3 separate regions of the Homo sapiens genome follow, and all the other regions are linked to region 1. A link is a loop called in an ENCODE intact Hi-C map of the cell type or tissue named here. Cell type or tissue: heart right ventricle. All regions are shown on one strand. Region 1 has its middle 160 kb from the start of CDCA7L. Region 2 overlaps STEAP1B (STEAP family member 1B). Region 3 overlaps RAPGEF5 (Rap guanine nucleotide exchange factor 5).

Region 1 (8,000 bases):
GCACCTCCCCAATCATCATTCCTCACCTAATCAACTCCAACTCCTCCTTCACCATCCAGCTCCCTGGGATGCTCTCAGAGTTCCTCTCTCCTGTGTGCTGCCTTAGCTGCCTTAGCGTAGGTTGGTGCAAAAGTCATTGCGGTTTTAGACCGTGAATTTTAAATCATTAGAACTAGACTCAAACACATCTTCATTAATCAAAACAGGAACCATTGCAATCAACACATTTTTGCCAATGATTAATAAGTTTGTTTATTCCTGCAGTGTAAAAATCCATGCTTCGGGATTCGACGAACTCTTGGAATGCATTTTCTGCATCCTGCTTGTTGGGGAAGCATTTTCCCTGCAAAAAGTTATCGAGATGCTTGAAGAAGTGGTAGTCAGTTGGCGAGAAGTCCGGTGAATGTGGCAGATGAGGCAAAACTTTGTAGCCCAATTTGTTCAACTTTTGAAACTTTGGTTGTGCATTGTCATGAAGAAGAATTGGGCCCTTTCTGTTGACGAATGCCGGCTGCAGGCATTGCAGTTTTCGGTGCATCTCATCAGTTTGCTGAGCATACTTTTCAGATATAATGGTTCCGCTGGGATTCAGAAAGCTGCAGTGGATCAGACCGGCCGTAGACCACCAAACAGTGACCAGGACCTTTTTTGGTGCAGGTTTGGCTTTGGAAGTGCTTCAAAGCTTCTTGTGGGTCCAGTCACTGAGCTGGTCATCACCAATTGTTGTATAAAAGCCACTTTTTGTCGCATGTGGCAATCCAATTGAGAAATGGTTTGCCGTTGCGTTGAATAAGAGAAGACACTTCAAAATGATGATTTTCTTGATTTTCGATCAGCTCATGAGGCACCCACTTATCGGGCTTTGTCACCTTTCCAATATGCCTCAAATGCTGATGTTGAGTTCTTCAGCAACTTCTTGTGTGGTTGTAAGAGGATCAGCTTCAATGATTGCTCTTAGTTTGTCATTGTCAACTTCCAATGGCCCACCACTACGCTCCTTGTCTCCTTGAACTGCCACTGCACTGTACATTCGTTAGCAGTTCCTGGGCCAAATGCATTGTCGATGTTACGAGTTGTCTCTGCTATTTTACGACCCATTTTGAACTCGAATAAGAAAATCACTTGAATTTGCTTTATGTCTAACATCATTTCTATAGTTTAAATACACATAAAATAAACAGCAAGTGATAAGTCATTAGCAAACATAAAGCGAGAAATGTCCATTAAAATGATGTATAACATAACCACATTTATTTAAGAATGTATTCCAGTATTATACAGCAAATTCCAACAATTCAAAAACTGCAATTATTTTGCACTCACCTATTTGTTTCATTTTATTTTTCTTTTACCATGTGAGGAGCACGTTTTTGTGTGACTACATTTATAGAGCAGCTATTAGATGCAGGGCACAGTGTGAGTCCATTTCTATATGTCATTTCAATTCATCTGTCCTCTAAGTGACCAACTCATCTTGATATGCCTGGGATTTTCTGGGTTTTAGCACTGGAAGTTCTGTGTCCCAGGATGCCCTTCAGTCTCAGGCAAACCAGGACGAGTGGTCAACCTATAAAATAATCCATCATGCAGATGAGAAAATCAAGGCTCAGAGAAGTTTTAAGAACTTAGCTGAGCTCAAGAAGCTAATTAGGGGTGGGACCTGGCTGTATCCCTCAGAAAATCCGTGCTCTGTCCATCATGTTGTCATGCTGCCTGTTCATGGGCAGGGACTGGTCTCATTTCACTTTGTATCTTCATGCCTGCTGTGATCCCTGGCATATCTGATGAATGCATGAATGAGGTCACCAATACATAATCAAACATTTATTACATAGCGACCCCGTGAACTAACTAAGGCATGCCTCCTCCCATCCTGTGATTCTGCATAGTCACAGAATGTTAGAAAATCCGACTCAGAGATGATGACTTGCCCAAGGTCACGGTGCCAGAAGGATGGTAGAGTGGGAGCAGAACCTGTGTTTCCTGACTCATACTCCAGGGATCTTTCTTTTCTTTTTTTCTTTTTTTTGGAGATGGAGTCTCACTCTGTCACCCAGGCTGGGGTGCAGTGGCGCCATCTCGGCTCACTGCAACTCCGCCTCCCGGGTACATGCCATTTTCCTGCCTCAGCCTCCCGAGTAGGTGGGACTACAGGTGTCTGCCACCACGCCCGGCTAATTTTTTGTATTTTTAGTAGAGACGGGGTTTCACCGTGTTAGCCAGGGTGGGTCGATCTCCTGACCTTGTGATCCACCTGCCTCGGCCTCCAAAAGTGCTGGGATTACAGGCATGAGCCACTGCACCCGGCTGGGATCTTTCAGTTAGAGCTCTACATGAAATAAACTGAGGGGCAGAGGAAATAATGAGAGAAGACTGGGCTCTTTTCAACATCTAGCCGAAGACACTAAAGCAGCTCTGAAATGCCAGCATTTGCACTGTTTAAAAAACCCAAAGATTGGGAACTTATTTTCTTAAAAGGAAAGAAGAGTAACACGGTCAAAAAGGAGTGTTTTCCGCATCGGGAGGGCTTTGTACTGGAAAGAAACGGAGGAACTGCCACGTTTGGCACCCAGAAGGATGCCTTTTTTTTTTTTTCTGTGTGAATCCTCCCCACTCCCACCTCAGCCCACCCCGCAACAGTCAAGCTTTGGGTCCAAACCAATCTGGCATCTCTAAAATGGAAGCACTGTTTGGAGACAAAGTGGCCAGGCACTGCCGGCCAGAGAAAAGACAATGCCCCACACCCACGGCCTGCCCGCACTGAAATGCCTATTCATCTCCATTTTTATCGACATCTCTTGGCTTCCAGGCCCTGTTTGTGCTTTGTCCTTGGTCCTTATTGACCTATTGGATTCGGAGGGGAAGCTCAGCCGCAGGCAAATGGGTATTTTAATCCACAATGGAAAACATGGGTTCCTCTAGCGCCACTGGCAGCTCCCAGCATCTTGACCCTGACCTTTTCAGCAGCGTGTGGCCACACACTCTACCCAGGCCAAAGAACGAAAGGGCCCCAGGGCACACACTGGGGCCAAGAAAAGGAATCGAATGGTGGAATGTTGCTGACTTTTCCTTCTGGATCTGCCTTTGAGACTCTTGCATGGGAAAAAAGGGTGAAGAAGGGGCAGAAGCAAAGCTTAGTCTTTGTCTGATTCAGTCTTTGCACTCCCCCTGCCCCCTCCTCTGGCAGGCCATGGAGGCCACACCTGGCACACCTGGGCATGTTCCAGATGCTTATAAAGGTCCAGGGAAGCAGGGCTGCTCAGTCATTGTGAGGATCTGGGAAATTCTCAGTCCTCATGGGTTCTGTGAGCAGCCAAGGTGATCAGCCCTGACAGGATGGTCAGGATGGCAGTGAAGAGGCTTGATTGATTGACAGGTGAGCAGACGATGGGACTCTCGGCAGCCCTAATCAGCGAGAGAGTTGCTTCTGAGCACAGCTCAGCTAATGTCCCACGCTGTTCCGGAGCCTCAAGGAAGAATGGGCTGACGGTGGTCCCAGGCCTCCTAGACCAAGTGCAGCTGGCGCAGACCTCTGGCGTGGTTGACTCGGAACCCGTTCTGGGAACGTGAACTTGGATTCACCTTAGCAATAAGTGCTCAGGAATGTGTTGGAATTGCTGCCAGCTCCTGGGACAGGCAGACCCCAGAACACTGGAAGAGATCTGAAGCCCTGGCACCCCTACCAGCCCCATGGGCTCCACATTCAATCAAGCAGGTCATCGGTTATCTCTACCTTCACATGGCCTGGAAGCCCAGCAGGCAGGGTTTGCTCTGTGATATGACAATGCTGCTGAGTCTCCTGTCACTCACCGCAGCACCTCTGCGTAGTAAACGGCGTCTTTCCTGGGTCTATGACAGTTACCATAGCTCTTCCAGGACCACAGAAGTACCTACCTTGTTCTGGTTTTGTGATCAACACTGATACATAAATGTAAAGAAGGCAACCGGTGCTTGAGGGGACATCTAGTGTATTGGGAGGTGAGGAGCAGGCCAACTAGTTCAGAGGCTCTGACTTGGTTGGAGAGGGGTAAACCCAGGTGTTACGAGGGTGCTTGGTTGGGGGGAATCTGGTGTAGGCTAGAGGGGCCAGTGCAGGTTTCCTGGGGGTGCTGAGACCTGGGGCATGAAGAAGAGTTACTTATGTGAGGAGGAGAGAGGAGCTCCAGGCCAGAAAGTCCACATCCACTACACCAGAAGCTCCACCCGTTCCGGAACCACACTCCCTGGACTGGCTCTGGAATGTACACCCATGTTTAGCACAGCGCCTCCTAGTGTTCCCAAGTCCCCACTCGCTACTTGGCTGTTGAACAAATAAGCTCAAAGGTCTGGAGGTGAGTGCCTGAACGTTTTAGCTGGGCTGGAGTGGACCTGAGGAATGTGTCCCCTGGGGTGTGGGGCAGGAACAGGGAGCAGAAGCCAGAGGTGAGGCTGGGGAAGGACAGTGGCTGGGAAGTTGCTTTTGGGCACTTGCACTTTCTCCTGAGGGCCAGCGGTCGGAGTGGGGGAAGACTGGAGACCTGCTTCTCCATCCTTTCCCTGCCCTCACTTTCTTCATTTTCTTAGGAGCCAACAGACCTGTGCAAACCTCAGCTTTCCCCAGTTCAGCTCCTTTTCCATCTTCTTGATTTCTGTATTTTTAAAAAAACAAGGCTGCATTATATTGTAGGAGAACAATAACCCACTGGACCACATCCTGGTAAGGAAGAGCTGCAAAGCCATGGCCTCATCACTGTAGACATAAGCTTCCAACAGTGCCCCATTGTGGCATTTGATTTAACTCAGCCCTTCAAAAACATGCATTTCTGACTTAAATTCTGCACACCATCACCATATCCCCAGCAGATGTCGCTAACGTCTCACATTTTGGTCATGCCAGCAGCACGCATCTCAGGCAACAAATATTTATTAAGCAGCGAATGTGCATTGTGCACCAGGCTGAGCACTTTGTAGATAAAAATTCCTGGGGCATGACCCAGGACATGAAGAAAAGTTACTTAAGTGAGGAGGAGAGAAGAGATCCAGATCATTTTTTGATGACAAAAGAAGGTAACATAAAAAAATAATGGACTGTCTGAAAAGTTCTTTCCCATTGAGGTACAAGTTTGTTTCTGGCTATGCAATGTGAAATTGGAACTGAATGTCTGGGACCACCTCGAAGCTTGTTTCAAAGGCCTATTACTACGTGTCTTTTAGACAGATTTTATTTCAGCTTGCCTAATTGAAGCCTCTGGAATCTCTAATGACAGAAGTGTAATTCATATTTCTACATTTCTTCTGGAAAGGAAGGCCCGAATGAGAAGGCAGCACTAAACAAACCGTGAAGTCAAAGTTGAAGTATGGTTGCTAGGGGAAGAGTGTCGAGAGCCCCATGAGGTGGTTGCCCTCTGAGATGGCTTGTTGCCCAAGTGGGTGGTGTCTATTTGGTTGGACTTGAAGAGGTTCTGTGCATCGAAGTTGCTCCACATGGCTGTGCTGACAATGCTTGGAGCTTGGACCTGGAGGTTTGAAGCATCATTATTGAGCAAGTATTCATCCAGCACAACACCCCAGCTCATAGAATGGCTTTGACTGGTGAAATCCCAGATGTGGATGATGTAGAAAGTCCCCTAAATCAAGCACACAAGTCAGACTTGGTACAAAGAGATTATTGTTAGTTCCAATCCATGTCTATCTAGTGGACATCTCAAACCAAATATGTCCCGAACTGAGTTCCTGCTATTCTCCTTCAAACCTGCCATCTCCAAGGTCTTTTTCATTGCAATTAGTTGCAATTCCATGATTTCAGCTGGTCAAACCAAAAATCTTGTGGTTAACTCTTAACTTTCTCTTTCTCCATATCTAATTTATCAGCAAACCATATCAGATGTATCTTCCTAAATATATCCAGAATGACTCTATGTCATATCACCCCATGCCACCACCTGGTGGAAGTCACCATGGTATTTGCTTGTATTATTGCAATAAGCTCACGGATTTCCCTACTTCCACCTTTGCCCCTATTTGGTCTGAAATTCAGTAGCCAGAGTGGTCATGTCCTTCTCTGCTTAAAATCTTCCAGTGGTTTCTCATCTGACTTAAGGTAAACATCAAGGCTCCATGTGATCTGGCCCCAGTTATCTCTGACCTCCTCTGCTTCTCTTCCTTTCCTGACTGGCTCCAGCTGCACCAGGATCCTCGCTGGTTGCTGAACTCCAAGGGGCACACTCGACACCTTTGCACTTGATGTTCCCTCTGCCCAGAATGCTTTTCCCCCAGGGATTTGCATGGGTGGGTCCCTCACTTCCTTCAGGTCTTCCCAGCAAAGCTACATGAGTTTCTCGGGGCTACTGTAACAAAATACCACAGGCTGGGTGGCTCAAACAACAGAAATGTATTGCTTCACAGTTTTGAAGGCTGAAAGTCTGAGATCAAGGTGCTCGCAGGGTCTGTTGCTTTTGAGGGCTGTGAAGGAAAGGTCTGCTCCAGGTACTCCCCTCCATCCCCCACCCCCAGCATGAGTGGCCACCTTCATGCTCACATGGGTGTTCTCCCTGCCTGTGTCTGTCTCCAAATTTCCCTGTTAGGAGAACACCAGTGACATTGGATTCAGGCTCACCCTAAAACCTCATTTTCAGTTGATTACCTCTGTGAAGACCCTATCTCAAAAAAGGTAATATTCTGAGGTATCAGAGATTAGGACTTTAAATATTAAATTCTAGGGAGACACATGTAAACTCATAACAAAGAACTTCCCTAGGTACCCTACTTAAGATCCCACCCAGTTAGGGAGCCTGGCACTCCCTAATGCCCTTCCCTGCCTTAGCTTTTTTGCTCTTGAGAACCTTATTACCATCTAATGTGTCTGCTACATGTTACTTACCTGTTCTGTTTATGGCCTTTTTCCTTGGATCAAAGGTCCATGAAGAAGAGGTCTTTGCCAGGCGCAGTGGCTCACGCTTGTAATCCCAGCACTTCGGGAGGCCGAGGTGGGCAGATCACGAGGTCAGGAGTTTGAGACCAGCCTGGCCAAGAGACCAGTCTGGCCAATATGGTGAAACTCCATCTCTACTCAAAATACAAAAATTAGCCAGGCATGGTGGCAGGTGCCTGTAGTTCCAGCTGCTCGGGGGGCTGAGGCAGAAGAATTGCTTGAACCCAGGAGGCGGAGGTTGCAGTGAGCCAAGATGGCGCCATTGCACTCCAGCCTGAGCCACAGAGTGAGACTCTGACTCAAAAAAAAAAAAAAAAAAAGTAGGGGGGGTCTTTGTTCATAGTTGTTTTTCCATCACCTAGAATAGTACCTGGCATACAGTAGATGATCAGTACATAGGATAGAAGATGGAGCTGATGAGGGCCACTGTAGACTAATGTGAATGAGCTAATATTACCAGGTAGAGAGAGGTGGGTGAGGGGGTCAGCTATTGGTTGATTTAAGGAAGAAAAACACCATGCAAGTATAACATGGGGCCCAGGGTGAACCATCCCTTTTTTGGCCTCTCCTGCTTTTACAATGGGGACTTCATCTCAACCCAGGCCTCAGAGTGCAGGCTCTGCCCTTTAGCTTGCAGACTGCGTTCTAAATGAAAGCAGAGATTTCCTCCAAGCACAGAGCACACCACAGAGCACAGTGAACAGCCTGCTGTTTTCAGGCCCTTGTCAGAAATGATGACGCTTGCATGTGGCAAACCAGCAGCTCAAGGTTTGGAAGGGGAGCTGCTGTTCAGGGATTCCTGGCCTGGAGTCCCTGCAGAGGGCCAGCAGGGAAAGGAATGGGGTGGCATCTAGCAAGAGCGCTTTGCCCAGTCCTCAGAGAAGTTGTGGCCCAAGGTCTAGTCAGCATTTTTGCCTCCAAACACAGGAATAATAATAGCATGAATACTAACAGGAGTATTATCCCAACTTGGCAAGCTATAGGAAGATACCTTCATTCAGATAAATCAGCCAATACTTAGGGAGCCATTGCTTTGTCCTGGCATTGTGCAAGGCATGAGGGGATTCCAAAAGGAAATCTCTCATATTCT
Region 2 (8,000 bases), 380 kb after region 1:
TCATGCCTGCCTCCAAAGCTACAAAGGACAGGCTGATTCTTGTTAGGGGTTAATGCAGCTGGTGACTGTAAGTGGAAGCGAATGCACATTTATCATTCTGAAAATCCTGGGGTCCTTCAGAATTATGCTAAATCTACTCAGCCTGTGCTCTAGACATGGCACAAAACCTGGATGACAACACATCTGTTTACAGCATGATTTACTGCACATTTTAAGCCCACTGTTGAGACCTACTGCTCATAATAAAGATGTCTTTCAAAATATTACCCTCATTGACAATGCACCTGGTCACCCAAGAGCTCAGATGGAGATGCAAGGAGACGAATGTTTTGTTTTGTTTTGTTTTTCACACCTGCTAATACCATATTCATTCTGCAGCCCATAAATCAAGGAGTCATTTCAACTTTCAAGTCTTATTTTTTGAAGTATATTTTATAAGGCCAGAGATGCCATAGGTAATGATTCCTCTTAATGGATCTGGGCAAAGTCAATTGAGAATCTTCTGGAAAGATTTACCATTTTAGATGCCATTAAAAATATTTGTGATTTGTGGAAAGAAATCAACATTATCAACATTCATAGGAGTTTAGAAGAAGTTGATTCCAGTCCTCATGGATGACTTTGAGGGGTTCAAGACTTCAGTGGAAAAAGTCAATGCAGATGTATAGAAATAGCAGCAAGAGAACTGGAATTCTGAGTACAGCCTGAAGCTGTGACTGAGTTGCTGCAATTTCATGATAAAACTTGAACAAGTGAGGAGTTGCTTTTCATAGATGATCAAAGAAAGTGGTTTCTTGAGATGAAATCTATTCCTGGAGAAGACGCTGTGAAGATTGTTACAATGACAAAAGATTTAGAATATCACATAAACTTAGCTGATGAAGCAGTAGCAGGATCTGAGAGGATTGATTCCAATTCTTAAAGAAATTCTACTGTGGGTAAAATGCCATCAAACAGCATCACATGCCACAGAGAAATCTTTCCTGAAAGGAAGAGCCCATTGATGTGGCAAACTTCATTACTGTCTTATTTTAAGAAATTGCCACAGCCACCTAGCCTTTAGCAACCTCCACCCTAATCAGTCAGCAGCCATCAACATTGAAGCAAGACCTCCACCAGCAAAAAGATGACTCACTGAAAGCTCAGATGATTATCAGCATTTTTTTAGCAATAAAGTATTTTAAATTAAGATATGTACATTTTTTAGACATGATGTTATTGTACACTTAATAGACTATAGTGTAGTATGAACAACTTTTTTATTTTTTTAGAGATAGGTTCTCACTCTGTTGCTAAGGCTAGAGTGCAGTGGCATGATCATAGCTCACTGCAGCCTCAAACTCCTGACTTCAAATGATTCTCTCACCTTGGCCTCCCAAATAGCTAAATATAACTTTTATATGCACTGGGAAACAAAAAAATCATGCAACTCACTTTATTCCAATAGCCTGGAAACAAACTAGCAATATGTCCAAGGTATGCCTGTATATTTCTCTACATAGTTTGCGTGAAATTCCACCATGAGAAATTCCTTCAAGTCAGTGATTCTGAACTGGAGATGAGTCTGCCTCTGGCTTCCCCTTGTTAAAATAGATTGCTGAGCCCAACCCAGAGTTTGATTCAAGAGGAACCCAAGAACTGTATTTCTAACAGGTTTCCAGAGGATGCTGATGCTGCTGGTTTGGGGACTCCACTTTAAGAACCACCGGTTAAGAGGCCTGAATGAGATAATACACGTACACAGCTATTAGTATACTGCCTGGCATACGTAAGCCTGCCACACTCAGTGGTTCTCAAACTCGGTTGCACATTAAGATTACCTGGAGAGCTTATAAAAATCCCAGTGCCCATTCTGCACCTCAGACCAATTACAGCAGAATCCCAGGGGCAAGGGCACACATCGTTGCTTTTTGAAGCTCCCCAGGTGATTTCATTGTACAGTCATGGCTTAGAGGCACTGCCTTAGAGGTGGTTTAGAGAGAAAGTCGCTTGCGTTCACAGAACACTAATTTCTAACAGCCGCTGAAGGAAACTGACTAGAAAGGACCAGACATCCCATTGGCACTGTGGAGTATAGTTCTGTGTCTGGAAGGCCAAATAAACCTGCCTGGCCTTTCATGAAAGGACCAAAGCCAGAGGCAGAATACAGTTTAAGAGAGTTATTGCAAACAAGGCCCTGAGGCCTTTGCTTCTACTTCATCCTCCTTTGCACCTCCTCTGAACCAGCCTGGCTTTGTCGCCTTAAACTTCCTCCTATGCCAACCCTCTCAGAGGGATTCCTAAATGCTCCCTTCTCCAGGCCTCACCCACTCACTTTTCTGCAGTCTACAGCTTGATTCTTCCCTCCTGAAGTGATACTTGTTTTCAGAAAAGCCCCTCTGGTCCTGACCAGTTCTCATCTTCTCCTGTGCCTGTCCCTCTACCTCAGGCAATCTCCACATCCCTTCCTGCCCACCTTTCACCCTGCCAAGGGGTCATCCTGCTAAACCACATGTCAACTGCCCTCACTCCCTCTCAGGCAAGTCCTTCAGGGGCTCCCTCCCTTCCTTTCTAGCCACACTGGCCACTAGCCCTTCCTGGTGGATCCTGTTTCAGGGCCTTCACTCAGGCTGCCCTGGGGATGATGACATCCCACACTCTCGGACTCCTGGCTCAGCCTTCTCAGCTCACTCAGTGCTTTCCCCAGGAAGGTGTCCGTAAAGCTGTACTCCCCACCCTAAAGGCCAGGGTATGATGAAGGCTGTCACTATAAATGTTAAGAGACATCCTAACAAGTATTGCTTTGTCTTTTCACATAGATAGAGGAAGGAAGGAAACAAAGGGTGAAAAGCCTTCTTGGTAACAAGAAACTACCATTTATTTACAGAGTCACCATTATTTCTTCCTCAGCCATGTGGGTATAAAAATGAGGACACAGCCAGGTGCAGTGGCTCATGCCTGAAATCCCAGCACTTTAGGAGACCAAGGCAGAAGGATCGCTTGAGCCCAGGAGTTTGGGGCTGCAGTGAGCTGTGATCGCACCACTGTACTCCAGCCTGGGTGACAGACCAAGACCCTGTTTCTAAACAATAAAAACATAAAGATGAGGACATGATCTCTGCTCTCAGAAATTTACATCTGATTCACTGGAGAGTTTTCTAAAATGTCACCATGATCACAGGTCTAACCCTAATGACAAAAACCAAGACTTGATAGTTAGATAAAAGGTTTCAGTTACATGAGTATTTGTTTGAAAAAAAAATGTCTTGCAAAGGCCTAGAAATTAAAACACATGCCGGGCGCGTTGGCTCATGCCTGTAATCCCAGCATTTTAGGACGCCGAGGATGGCGGGGGCGGGGGGGTGCATCACCTGAGGTCGGGAGTTCAAGACCAGCCTGACCAACGTGGAGAAACCCTGTCTCTACTAAAATTATAAAATTAGCCAGGCATGGTGATGCATGCCTGTAATCCCAGGCACTCTGGAGGCTGAGGCAGGGGAAATCACTTGAACCTGGGAGGCGGAGGTTACGATGAACCAAGATCGCACCATTGCACTCCAGCCTAGGCAACAAGAGCAAAACTCCACCCAAAAAAAAAAAAAAAAAAGAAAAAAGAAAAAAAAAAATCCACACATAGATTTACTATATTGCCTTTCCAAAAGAGAAAAGAATACAAGTAAAATATAAAACTGAGCAAATTATATTAGCATCTGTATCTCTGAATAATTGAAATCAGGACTGCCCCCAGAAAACCCCATCCACCCCATAATAAAGGGTGACTGGCATTCTAACCCATTTGTGAGGTTGAGAATCTGAAAAGTGACTACTCCCCACACGCCACCCCAGAAACTGCTGTGGCTGCACATACCTCCAACCACATCTGAAACAGGTGGCCAGGCTATTGTCCCAGTCCTCCGAGTCCCTTCTCTCCTGGCCCTTGACTCCACCCCCTCCCAAGGAGCAACTGCCCCATCCACATGGCCTCCAGGACCTGTTAGCCTGGGCACATGCTGTTTCCTCTTCTTCCCTGCCCCACCTATCCTTCCCACAGTGTGGCAGAGGATACCTTCCCAGATTTCCTGCGGGAGCCCTGCATTCTGTGTTTGGGGAAGGAGAAGAGGAAGGGCTTTATCATCTGAGCCACAACCTTTAACAACATACCTCCCTCCCATCTGTCAGTCTATGAGCCAGAAGAAGGCGAGTGCCCTTGCCCTACCTAGTCACCCTCGAGGCTGAGTGCCCAGGGACAGTGGGAATCAGAAGGGCTTGAATAAGTGGACCCCACCCTCATCCTCACCCATGCTGTGTTGCACTGTGGCCTTCTTTCAAAGTGAAAAAGTCAACTCTGAAATGCAGACCCAGTGGGGAATTTAAAACAAACACCTCAGCCCTAACAAAAGGGAAGATGGAAACAAAAGTTCTTGGTAGGTTCTGCCATGTTTTCACAGGAGCCACATCACTACAGATGATAATTCCAACAGCCCCTTGAGAGGAAACCACTGCTGACTGGCACCCAGCAGGCAGAAGCAGTCAGGGGACATATGCAATTGCAGACCTGAACCGCACAGACCTTGTCCCTTACACCCCAGTCATGCAGCCCTCAGTTTTCTAGCCTTTGAGCCAGTGCACATGAAGGTGGAGGCTGAGAAGGCTCTTAGAAATAAGCCAGGAAGGTCTTACATCTTGCCACGGACAAGTCCCCACGTAGATCAAATTGTTGAAGAAGCCATAAAAATGACTAGGAGTTGCAAAGACCGGATGCAGTACCCTTGGATAAGTTCTCTTCTACCCAAGGCTTTTTACTGGGAATGAAGAGTCACAGAGCAGGCAACAGCGACACCTGCTGTTCAGAATAGATTCAAACCAGGCAGGGAGAAACCAGAAACCCGAGTTCTCGCCATAGAGGCAGCATCGCCTGCACGTGACTTCACAAAAGAACATAAGACCTAGGGTCTGTCCTCCTATTGATTGTTTTGGGAGTCCTCATTTACCTGGTACAAGTAAGGAAGACACTGTCCTAGCTAATAATGTAACTAGTAGTTACAACATTCATGGACCATGAGTTTTCAGAGAACATAATACGGTCAAAGCACCATACTTAAACAGTACTATATTAAATGGACTCCCCTTAGCAATAGAAAAAGGTATAAGACCCTCAAGAAACATAGTTGATATGTCTGATAATTGGGCACCATTATGGGTTGAATTCTGTCCTCCAAAAAGATGTTGAAGTCATAAGCCCAAGTACCTGTGACTGTGACCTTACTGGGAGATAGGGTCTTTGCAGATGATCAAGTTCACCTGAAGTCATCAGGGTGTGCCCCAAGCCCACAGGACTGGTTTCCTTATAAAAAGGAGAATTTTGGACACAGAGACGGACAGGCACACAGGTGAACAGCATGTGACCGTGAAGGCAGAGACTGGGGCTGCATTGCATCTAGGAATGCTGAAGATTGTCAGCAATCACTAGAAGCCAGGAGACAGACCTGGAACAGGCTCTCCCTCACAGCCCTCAAAAGGCAATGCGGGCTCTTTTTTGGTTCCATATGAAGTTTAGAGCAGTTTTTTCCAATTCTGTGAAGAAAGTCATTGGTAGCTTGATGGGAATGTCATTGAATCTATAAATTACCTTGGGCAGTATGGCCATTTTCATGATATTGATTCCTCCTATCCGTATATCTGGGTTATTTTATAATCAGGAAAAAAGCACTAAATGTGAATAAAAGTGCTGAATTATTTTAGTTATAATGTTACCTTTCATGGTCCAGCCTCTGAAGTGCTTGAATTCTATACTTCCTATTCATGATCTGACTTTGAGCTTTATTAATTCCATTCCAAGCTATGCGTAATTTCTATTCCAAAAGAATGTTTTCTATCTTTTTGAAAACAATCCAAAAGATCTTTTTCGATTTATCTTTTTCTTCAAAATTATTTTAGTGATTTTATTTTATTTTTAGAAAACTTTTTTTTAAAAAACTGACAATTATATCTCAATTTGGTATTAAAACACTATTTTCCTGGTGCTTGAAAACTCAAAAATCTCCATTGTCTATAGTATAAAATACAGAATTTTAAAGCTTTTCTCTAGTGTATTTCCAAATTGCCTACCTTATTTTACTTATTATGCCTCTATGTAAGCCCTCTTTTTCTATCCTATTGGCCTAGAATATGTCATTTTTAGTCCTGTCTCTTGTGGGACTCTACTAAATGGTCCATGTTTACTAAATGATCCATTGGTTAGATCCGTTTCCTTTTGAAACCTTTCCTGAGCTTTCCAAACTCAAAAAAACTCTACCTTCTGTAATTATTTATGACACATTATTATTCTCTTGGAACATGCATACTATTTTGTATTACCGTCCTTTCTAGGGTAACTTCTGGATGATTTTGTATATGCACAACACCTAGGAGTGTTTATCCACAATACTTGGAAGCGTCTTACATATTTGGTAAGGTTGTAATGATGGGTGGGCTCATTTCACTTAGACTACATGCCAATAGTCTACCTGAGAGTGTTCCCGTTCTTTCATGAAGAAAGTAGTGTGTATTTCCTTTTGGCAGAGGCATCCTTGCCAGCAAGATACTAGGAGTACACATTTCTACCAGGAAAGCAAAATACAGACTGGAAGCCAAAAGTCAAGGAATTCTGGCCAAAGATGTAAAGAGCCAAATTCTCTCAGAAATGGTTTCCTAGAAGTAATTTGTGCTGACTATGCTTCAGTTCAAACAAACTCCTTTAAGAGCAAAATAGCAGTACGTGATATATCTAACCATTGTAGATAGCTATCTTGAAGTAGGAGTATATAACTGTTGGTTAAAATAATCTAGATTATTGCTTCAGCAATTCCGTTCATTTTGAAAAGTAGCAACTCATTTTCTGCAGATATGTAGTAGTAAGTGCACATCGTTTTAGAATTGGAGTATCTTTCTAATTACTGAACAGCTCTTGTCTGGTGTGGACTTTGGTTGAAGCTAGTGTGTTGAAGGTTTCTTTTTAAAACTGAGTGCCATAGTATAGTGACACTAATATCTATATTCATATCTATAATTATCCAGATATATAATAAATGTTTATTAAATGCAAGCTATGTCTCTCACAGGATGAAAAGAAATATAAGCCATTGTCCTTGCCTTTAAGAAGTTTGCAGTATGGATGGCTAGATAATATGTGTTACTTATTGAAATATGAATTCATAATAGAATAAAGCAGTTCATCATTATTTAAGAATGATACAACAAAAATATCATGAGAGCGAAAGGGAGAGAAAGGAGTTCCTTCAGGCTGGGATGACTATAGAAATCTATATGGAAGTAAACTCTGTCTTGCATTTGAAGAATGGGTAGACTTTGAAGAGGAAAGAAGAGAGAAAAAAGGTATTCTTGGTGAATAAAGAATGTGAACAATGTGAACAAGGCCATGGAGTCAAAGTCATTTTAGGAAGAAAGTGAGTAAATTGACTTTTTTGGGGAGGTATAAAATTGTTGATTAGACCAGAAGAATCTGGGTTGAGATTATAGAAAAGTGTGAATGCCAGGTAAGGACTAAGGACTTACCTTTTAAGTGTGAGGACCCATTTAGGGAAGATTTTGAGAAAAGAAAACATATGATCCAAGTTGAGTTTTACTGAAGTTAATTTGTCAGCTATGTTCTGTTTGAAAAGGAAGATAGAGACAGTAATATGAGGATGTTTAGAAGACCAAGAAAGCAGCTGAAGTGTGAAGTAGAATAGAGGATATATGTAGTATTTCTGTTCAGCATCCCCTCTTTTCTGATTCAGTGATTCAGGTGGAGATGACACCATTTGCCCTCAAAAGCCATAGGTAGGCCGGGCGCGGTGGCTCACGTCTGTAATCCCAGCACTTTGGGAGGCCGAGGCGGGCAGATCACAAGTCAGGAGATCGAGACCATCCTGGCTAACATGGTGAAACCCTGTCTCTACTAAAAATACAAAAATTAGCTGGACATGGTGATGGGTGCCTGTAATCCCAGCTACTCAGGAGGCTGAGGCAGGAGAATCGCC
Region 3 (8,000 bases), 190 kb after region 1:
TGCTCAAATTTATCTACCAAGTTAGGAAGAATAAAGGGCAAATAATGTCATTGTTATTATATTAGCAAAAGTACTCATGAAAATAACAAAGGTTGTGACAGTAACTCCATAGGAACATAATCCTCTTGCAGGCCAAATGTTCTCACAAAATCAATTAGCAAGAACCTCTTTACAATGCACCAATTGAATCCTGACGATGGGGTATTACTCACCCCATGATACAGCAGAATAACCCTGACATGCCAGTTGTAAAATATATGGGCTTGCACAGAAGGTAGATGCAAATAAAAGGTGGTTAAGTGCTGAAATTTCCTAAATCTAAATGGAATCCAGATTTTGAAAATATGAAATGTGAACTTTCCACTGAAATTGAGTTTTAGCCAAAACAAACTTACTATAAAACGGTATTATTATAGGCCTAATACCACTATGGGAATTATGAGGAATATAAAAACGCAGAAGTTTTGTATGGCTTTGTATTTGCTTTCTCAAGAGATTACCGCCCAACTAAGAAGCTAAGAATATTATGCACGTGTTAAATAACTAATGAGATGTGTAACAATGTAAGATCAGTTTGTTTGTTTGTTTGTTTGGGGAAAACAATCTTTTTAACTTAATTCATGAAAAAAGACTTCACCAAATGTATATTCTAACAGACAAAATTATCTACTTCTTAAGAACAATCTCATAAACTACATTTTTTCCTAGTTTGGTCAAAGAAAAAAACTGACTAATGCTATTGAATATATAAAATTGTCTCCAAGATCTATTTCCACAAGCAATCCCTTTCAATGTATGCTGTGGACAGGGGGCGGAGGGGGGATTGGAGGTCACTGCCCTGCAGAGCAGTATTAACAGCATCACAGTCCAGTGATTGATTTCAATCTCAGTAACTACAGTGTGTCAGCTGCAACGCCAGCCTTATGGGGCAGGAGGGCTTCTCCCAGCTCATGGGACAGCTGAGAAGCAGCTCTTTAAGAAGGGAAAAGCCAGTTGGATCACTTCTGGCATTGCCTTCTTGTTTCTGTAAATGTTATTAAACCCTTTTCCAGAAAGAAAGTCCCACCCTTCAAATCACAGCAATGCACTACAAACCACTGCCTTTACAAAAATTGCAAGATACAGGTATGAAGCAGTGCTGATGTTGTCAAATAACTTAAGCGCTCATGCAGCAAAGTGTTTGAGATGCTTGCTAACAATCTGCCCAATAAAAACTGTGGGAACTGAGCATTATAACTTGGGATCTTTTTTTAATAAGGTTACCTGGATGATGAGTATTTTGAACAAGCTTTATTATTAAGATTCTCTATTCACAAGGCTTCTGTGGTTATACTGAGAACAGACTGGAAACGCTTTATAACCTCAACCACCAAACCAGATTTATGTGATTAAGCTGAGGTGACTGAAAAGACAGGAAATTAAGAACCAAAGGCACTAGAGGCAAGAGAACAAAACAAGGGCTTCTGCTGCTTTGTCTGTGTCTGTAGTGACACATGGGCTGGTTGTGCCTTTTCATGTTTCTCAGACCCCAACAGACACCCGAAGTATTAGTTAACGAGCATGAGGTATTTTGCACTAGCACAGATTCTCTCATAAATCTGTTTTCAACAAGCTGCTGAAAGGAACTCAAAATTCCAAGAGAAGCTCTTGTATACGAGACTGGTAACTAACGGTTGAGCTGCTGCTGTTTTAGTGACAAACAATTTAGTCCCTGTTTGGAAGCAAAACTGTCTTTCATTGATCTTCCAGCACAAACCATGCCTTAGCAAAAACATCTCTTAAGGAAATATGTGTAAGAGGGACAGAGTGATGATCTCCCAAGAGCTGTCCCACAGCCCATATCCCACTGTTATCACCTCAATCACCAAGATTTAAGCCCAGAACTCCCAAGTATCTCTCTAGCTTCTGGCTCTCCCCTGAGCTTGCCCTGTTTTTCCATCTGCCTTCAAAGTGGCTCTGTGTGGCAATTCCAGGAACTTTATTTTCACCCACATGGGTACCTTACAGGCTAACTCAACCTAACTCACACTGAACTCCTCTCTTACCTCCTGCCCTCAGCTCTCCCCTTGGAATCATGGGTCCTGTTCACCCTAGAGCCATCCCTTCCCTCCTCACTCCGGCCTTTGGGAAGTCACCAGATCCTCTCACTTCCCTTCCTTCCCTGCCAAGCCTCTTCGACAGTCTAGGCTCTCATCTTCGCTTGAACAAATTATTTTAACCACCTTCTGACAAGCTTGTCTCTGGCTTCTCTTCTTGTACCCAGATGCCTAAAGATATCAGGATCACCTTTCTAAAACCCAGATCTGGTCCTGCTCTTCTCCAGACTCCAAACCTTCAAGGATTTTCCTCACTTGCCCACTGAGAGCTCTAGAATTCGGAAATGCTCTTCCTTCCCTGCTAACATGCCCCATGCCCCGCTGCACCAGCACGCAACTGTCCCTCACCTGGTGTAAAGGAAGGTCATGAAGGCAGGACTGGTAGCAACAGGCAACAGCGGGAGAGCCTGAAAAGGGGGAAAGAAGAGAGAAGGCAATACTCGGCCACTCTCCTTTCTTTCACCACTACGGTCACTTTTTACCTTAAACCTCCTCCTCAGCTCTAGACTAAATCGCCCAAAAATACCAGACTCTCTTTTCTCCAGCAAATGTACCTTTTACAAAATTTAAACACATTCTGTTTTAATGTGTGTAAATACTTTTCAGTGCAACCCAGGAAAGACAAAGTTCTCACTTATCCAATCAAAATAAATAAGGAAACAGATGCAGCAGAGGAAAAGCAAGTATAACACTTGCATGTTTTCCATTATTACTAAAGGGGGCTGTGCTGCTCGTGAATGAGAGAGAGAGAGAGACAGAGAGAGAGAAGCTGTGGGTCTAGTTTGTCAGTGATTAGAGAAAGAAAATAAAGAAACTCTTACTGGAATCAGCAGGTAATGACAGTGACAAGTGACATAAGACAGAAAGAGAAGAGAAATAGAGTGACCCCTGGAAGGAAGATCCCTCCCTGAGGGTTTATGCCAACAGATGCTCTCCTTTAGGAATTCCCTGGGTTACCTTTCAAGGTCTCTGCTTACCAATGCCCCAAGCCAGACCTGGTAACTCTCCAGGGGAGAGTGCTGAGTCCTGGTGCTCTAGGCAGATGTCTCTGTAAGTTCAAGAGGTCTGCAATATCTAAGGGTGTCACTGTGAGGATGCAGAGATGACAAAAACCTATGGTCCTCCACCCTCATCCCTCTAACCATCAAACTGGATGCATTATCATTATGTCCACTCCTACCCAAAAGGAAAATAACAAAAAGCCCTGCCCTTCCTATAGTCTTCCTCACCTTAATTGATGGAAACTCCATCCTTCCAACTGGAAGTCATTCTTGAACCCCTTTCTCTCATACTCTGCCTTGTATCCACCCTGAAATCCTACTGGCTCTTCAAGACATATCTCTCACCTGACCACGTCTCACCACCTCCATCACTGCCACTGTGGTCCCAGCCACAACATCTCTCACCTGGACTCAGAAGCCAGCATAGTCTTGCTAAAATGTAAGTTAGTTCATGTCCCTCTACTCAAAATCCTTGAATGACTTCCCGTCTCACTTAGCATAAAGCCAAAATCTTTTTATACTTAAAAATATGTAATTAACAAAGATATCTATTCAAGGTGTGCCACATGATTATTTGTGAATACACTGTGATTAGCACAATCAAATTTATTAACACCCATCACCACTCATGCTGTACATTAGACCTCCAGAACTTGCTCAATTTAATAAATGAAAGTTTGTATGCTTTGATCAACATCTCCCCATTTCCCCTACCCATGATGTCTATATTCTAGACAAGTAAGTTTTGCTTAACAAAGCAAATTCCTATGAAAAAAGAAGTGGGATGGTGGAAGAATGAGAATTAGATTTTTCTTGAGATCTTTGATATCATGAATACAAACATTGTTCACCTTCTCAAGAGAAGATAATTTTTCATAGCTTCTGGCTACTAGTTATGCTTATAGAAAAAATGTACTAAAAGGGAATTATGAATGGGAAAGGTTTCATTAAGAGTCCAGAGTGTATAGTTATATATTAATCTAAACTGAATAAAATTAGATTTTTCACATTTGATTTTGAGGATTTGAGTATTAATGTTTAATATTTAATTAGATGGCTCAATTTCAAATGCTAATATAATCAGGCCTAGATGTCCAATTTTTGCAAAATTCCTGTACTACTCTTAAACATAAGTGTACTCTGATAAAGATAAGCAATCTGTTCCCACACCTGGAATAAGCCTTGTCTATAAACAATGGAAATTTTGAAGGACTTAGTGTTTCCTTGGGAGAGGAGGTAATGAGTAATCACAAAGACTAGGACTAGCTGATTTCATAACACTTTTTACAAAAACAGTTTAAAGTAATAAGTGGAAATTTTGTTCACTTACGATGCCAATACAAATCTTATGCCAAGTTCCATCACAAAAATTTTTTGAAAAATACTAAAAAAAAAAAAGTTTGTTTACCCACACGGTATTTCCTCCTCTCCAAGTGTCATGAGGATCTAATTAGGAAAAGTAAAGTTAGGAGTACAAAGGGTAGGCTTCAGACATCGGAATAGCAGACTTGAACTTAAGCTCTCTGGCCAGAGAGTGTGAATCCATCACCATTTCAGAAACTAAGGAGGCCAAGGGATGTCTCATGTTGCTAATAAACATCAGGTAGTAAGAAAAAACCAGGCAGGGTAAGGAGAACAAAGGAGGCAGAAGTGAGGGGTGGTGGAGGTGCTATTTTGTATAGGGTGGTAAGAGGAGACAGGGACCTGAATTTTGGAAACCATCACTGTGAGACGATGTTAAGTACATGACTGGGTGAGGGCACATCCAAAGTGAGAGCAGAAAAAATAAGAGAAGTCCAAGACTGACCTCTACTGTGTTTAGAGGTCACTGCTTCAAAATGAAGGTTTCATTATTTAGGGACAGCCAGTCTGAATAATCTGAGGCAAACAGCTCAAGAGATGACTGGCATTAAAAAGACAGTTTTTTACTCACAGTTCCCAAGAGAAGGGGGGATGACACACAAGGAGGAGCCACACAGGGAGGCACCAGTGTCAGTCAGGAGGCAGAGGACATGGGGGAAGATGTGGGAAATAACCTCTATTGTGATTTCCCCAGAATAGAACGGGTAAGGCAGGGTAAACAGGCTGAGGATAGACTGTTTGATTAACTTCAGCAGGACCAAAAGCATAGGGACTGCCCCTAACTGTTTGGTACCTGGAGCTGGGGTGATTAGGGCAGGTGAAAAGTAGCCCAGAAGGTGAAAGCCCAATAAAAAAAAGTGGTTATGTTATGAGCTCTGGAGTGGCTGGCTTACCTATGAAAGGTATGCTCCCAGCAAAGCTAGCAGGTAAGTTCTCTACTGTCTCTAGGAATGGACTATTCCTGGGTTGGGCAGTCTTTCCAGGGTCAGCAAGGCCCCAGATGTCAAAGCACTGAAACACAGTTAATACAATCAGGAAAAGGAAAGATTAGCAAAGGAGCCTTAAAAGCAGCAGCTAGTGAGACAGAAGAGCCAAGAGATGTTATCCCAGGGGCCAAGTGGAAAAACTGCTTCCAGGACATGATCAATTGTGCCAAATGCTGCTGTCATGTCAAGTAAGATGAGGACTGAAAAATCAGCATTTTGGCATTTGGCAACATGGAAGACTTCTGTAATCTTGACAAGGTTGCCTTCAGTGGAGTGGTACTGTTGAAAGCCTGAATGGAGTAGATTCAGAAAAGAATAGAAGAGGTAGAGAAAGTAACCATAAATATATCTTTTGAAGAGTTTTGCTGTAAAAGGGAACAGAGACATTGTGCAGCAGCTAGAGGGAGATATAGGGAAATATCAACACATGCTGAAAAGAACAATCCAGTAGAGGAAAAAGCTGATGAAGCAGGAAAAAAATGAGATTTCAGAAATGAGATCCTTGAGTAGGGGTGCAGAGATGGGATCAGTGCACAATGTGAGGAAACTGACCTTAAATAAGAATGTGGACCATGCATCCATTTTTATCAGGAGCAAAGATAGAGTCCACCAATATAGATGCAGGCAGGTTGACAGATTTGGTAAATAAAACATGAGAAAGATAGTTTTTAAAATGTTCCTTTCAATGAAATAAAAAGCAAGGAAAAAGAGGTAAGAGGGGAGCAATTGTGATACAGTTTTCTAGGAGACTGAATATACCAAGAAATGAACAGGACCACCCCACAGCATTGAAGACCCACTCAAGATTAAAGGCCATGAATATAAAATGAGACTGATCATCCTTAGACTCCTTAACGAACCACCTCTTCCATCTACCTTTAAAATCTGACAGAACAAGACGCTAGATGGCCATGGCCAGTGATGGCTGAAGAGAGAGGAAGTATTAATCCTGTGATTTTTTTTATGTATATAACTATGTCATCTGCAAGGAGAGATGGCTTTATGTTTTCCTCCAAATATATGCCTTTTATCTCTTTTTCTTGACTTTTTGCACTGGCCTGAGTGGAAGAGGTGTACTAAGAGAAGACATATTAGCCTTGTTCTGATCTTAGTAGGCAAGCATTTAGTCTCTTACCATTAAGTATGATGCAAGCTATGGGTTTTGTATAAAGTCTTATCAGATTGAGGAAGTTCTCTTATATTTCTATTTTTCTGAGAATTTTTATCTTGAAGGGTTAAATTTTCTCTAATTCTTTGTCTGCATCTATAAAATTTATCATATAATTTGTCTATTTTTAGCTTGTGAATATGGTGAATTATATTGAATGATTTTTGAGTGTTGAGCCATCCTTGTATTCCTAGGGTAAACTCCCCTTTTTCATAACGTATTTATAATTTTTATATGTGAGGAAGATTGTGTCTATGCTAATGAGTCATATTGTTCTGTTTTTTGTTTTTTTTTTTTTTGAGACGGAGTTTCACTCTTGTTGCCCAGGCTGGAGTGCAATGGCGTGATCTTGGCTCACTGCAACCTCTGCCACCCCAGTTCAAGCGATTCTCCTGCTTCAGTCTCCCGAGTAGGTGGGATTACAGCCATGCACCACCACGCCTGGCTAATTTTTTCATATTTTAGTAGAGATGGGGTTTCTCCATATTGGTCAGGCTGGTCTCAAACTTCTGTCCTCACGTGATCCGCCCGCCTCAGACTCCCAAAGTGTAGGGATTACAGGCATGAGCCACCGCGCCCGGCCTTACTGTTTTCTTTCTCTGAAATTTGTCATGACAGTGCTGGCCTCATAAAATGAATGTGAAACAGTCACTCCTCTTTAATTTTCTGAAAGAGGTTATATAGAAATGACATAATTTGTCTATGGTCATACAACCCTGAAGGTGCCTGATCTTGTCCTATCTTAGAGGCTAAGCAGGATTGGGCCTGGTTCGTACTTGGATAGGAGAAATGACATAAGTTATTTTTTAAATGTTTAGTTAAATCTGCCAGTAAACTTATGTAAGCCCATTGTTTCCTTGTTTGAAGGGCATCAACTACAAATTCAATTACTTTAGTATACATAATTCTATTCAGATTCTTGTTGAAGGACCATAGGTAGTTAATGTCTTTCAAAGAATGTGTCCATTCCACCTAAGTTTTCAAATTAATGATCACATAGTTGTTCATAATATTCATTTGTTAGCTTTCAAATGTAAGTCTGCAGTGATATTCCTTCTTTTATTCCTGATATTGGCAATTTGTCTTTTTGTTTTCTTCAACACTCTGGTGAGAGATTTCGTACCTTTTTTTTTTTTTTCAAAGAACCAACTTAGTTTCATTATTTTTTTTTCTAATTTCTTTTCACTTACATCAATTTTTGTTATCTTTATTAATTCCTTCTTTGTAGTTTGTTTTTCTTTGGCTAGCTTTCTGAGGTGGAAGCCCTGATCATTGATCTAAGACATTTATTCTTTCCTAATATAAGCATTAAAATCTATCGATATTCCTCTAAGTATTGCTTTAGCTGCATCCCATAATTTTGAGCATGTTATGTTTTAATGTACAT

Evidence for each region. A loop is a pair of places that touch in the nucleus more often than their neighbours do. Peaks named below come from ENCODE experiments on the same cell type or tissue, not always from the same donor. Only the 100,000 strongest peaks of a DNase experiment are listed, where the experiment ranks them.
Region 2: it touches region 1 in a loop (11-fold over the local background); 108 of 110 quality-filtered maps call a loop at or near these places.
Region 3: a loop joins it to region 1, with 6 times the contacts of the local background. A loop is called at or near these places in 51 of 110 quality-filtered maps.

The regions. Positions count from the first base shown.
Region 1 is chr7:22,105,624-22,113,623 of GRCh38, forward strand. No RefSeq gene overlaps it. Among named protein-coding and RNA genes, the nearest start is that of CDCA7L, 160 kb to the left of the region's middle. In heart right ventricle, a CTCF peak has its summit at 4,835 (motif pointing right); DNase peaks (open chromatin) are centred at 4,241 and 4,858; H3K27ac peaks cover 297 bases; H3K27me3 peaks cover 724 bases.
Region 2 is chr7:22,484,237-22,492,236 of GRCh38, forward strand. All of the region lies in intron 4 of STEAP1B (STEAP family member 1B), which reads right to left. Among named protein-coding and RNA genes, the nearest start is that of STEAP1B, 12 kb to the right of the region's middle. In heart right ventricle, a CTCF peak has its summit at 4,831 (motif pointing left); a DNase peak (open chromatin) is centred at 4,815.
Region 3 is chr7:22,291,283-22,299,282 of GRCh38, forward strand. The region is part of intron 5 of RAPGEF5 (Rap guanine nucleotide exchange factor 5); the gene reads right to left. It also overlaps the pseudogene RNA5SP227. Among named protein-coding and RNA genes, the nearest start is that of RAPGEF5, 62 kb to the right of the region's middle. In heart right ventricle, CTCF peaks have their summits at 4,921 and 5,846; no DNase peak of the experiment used is centred here.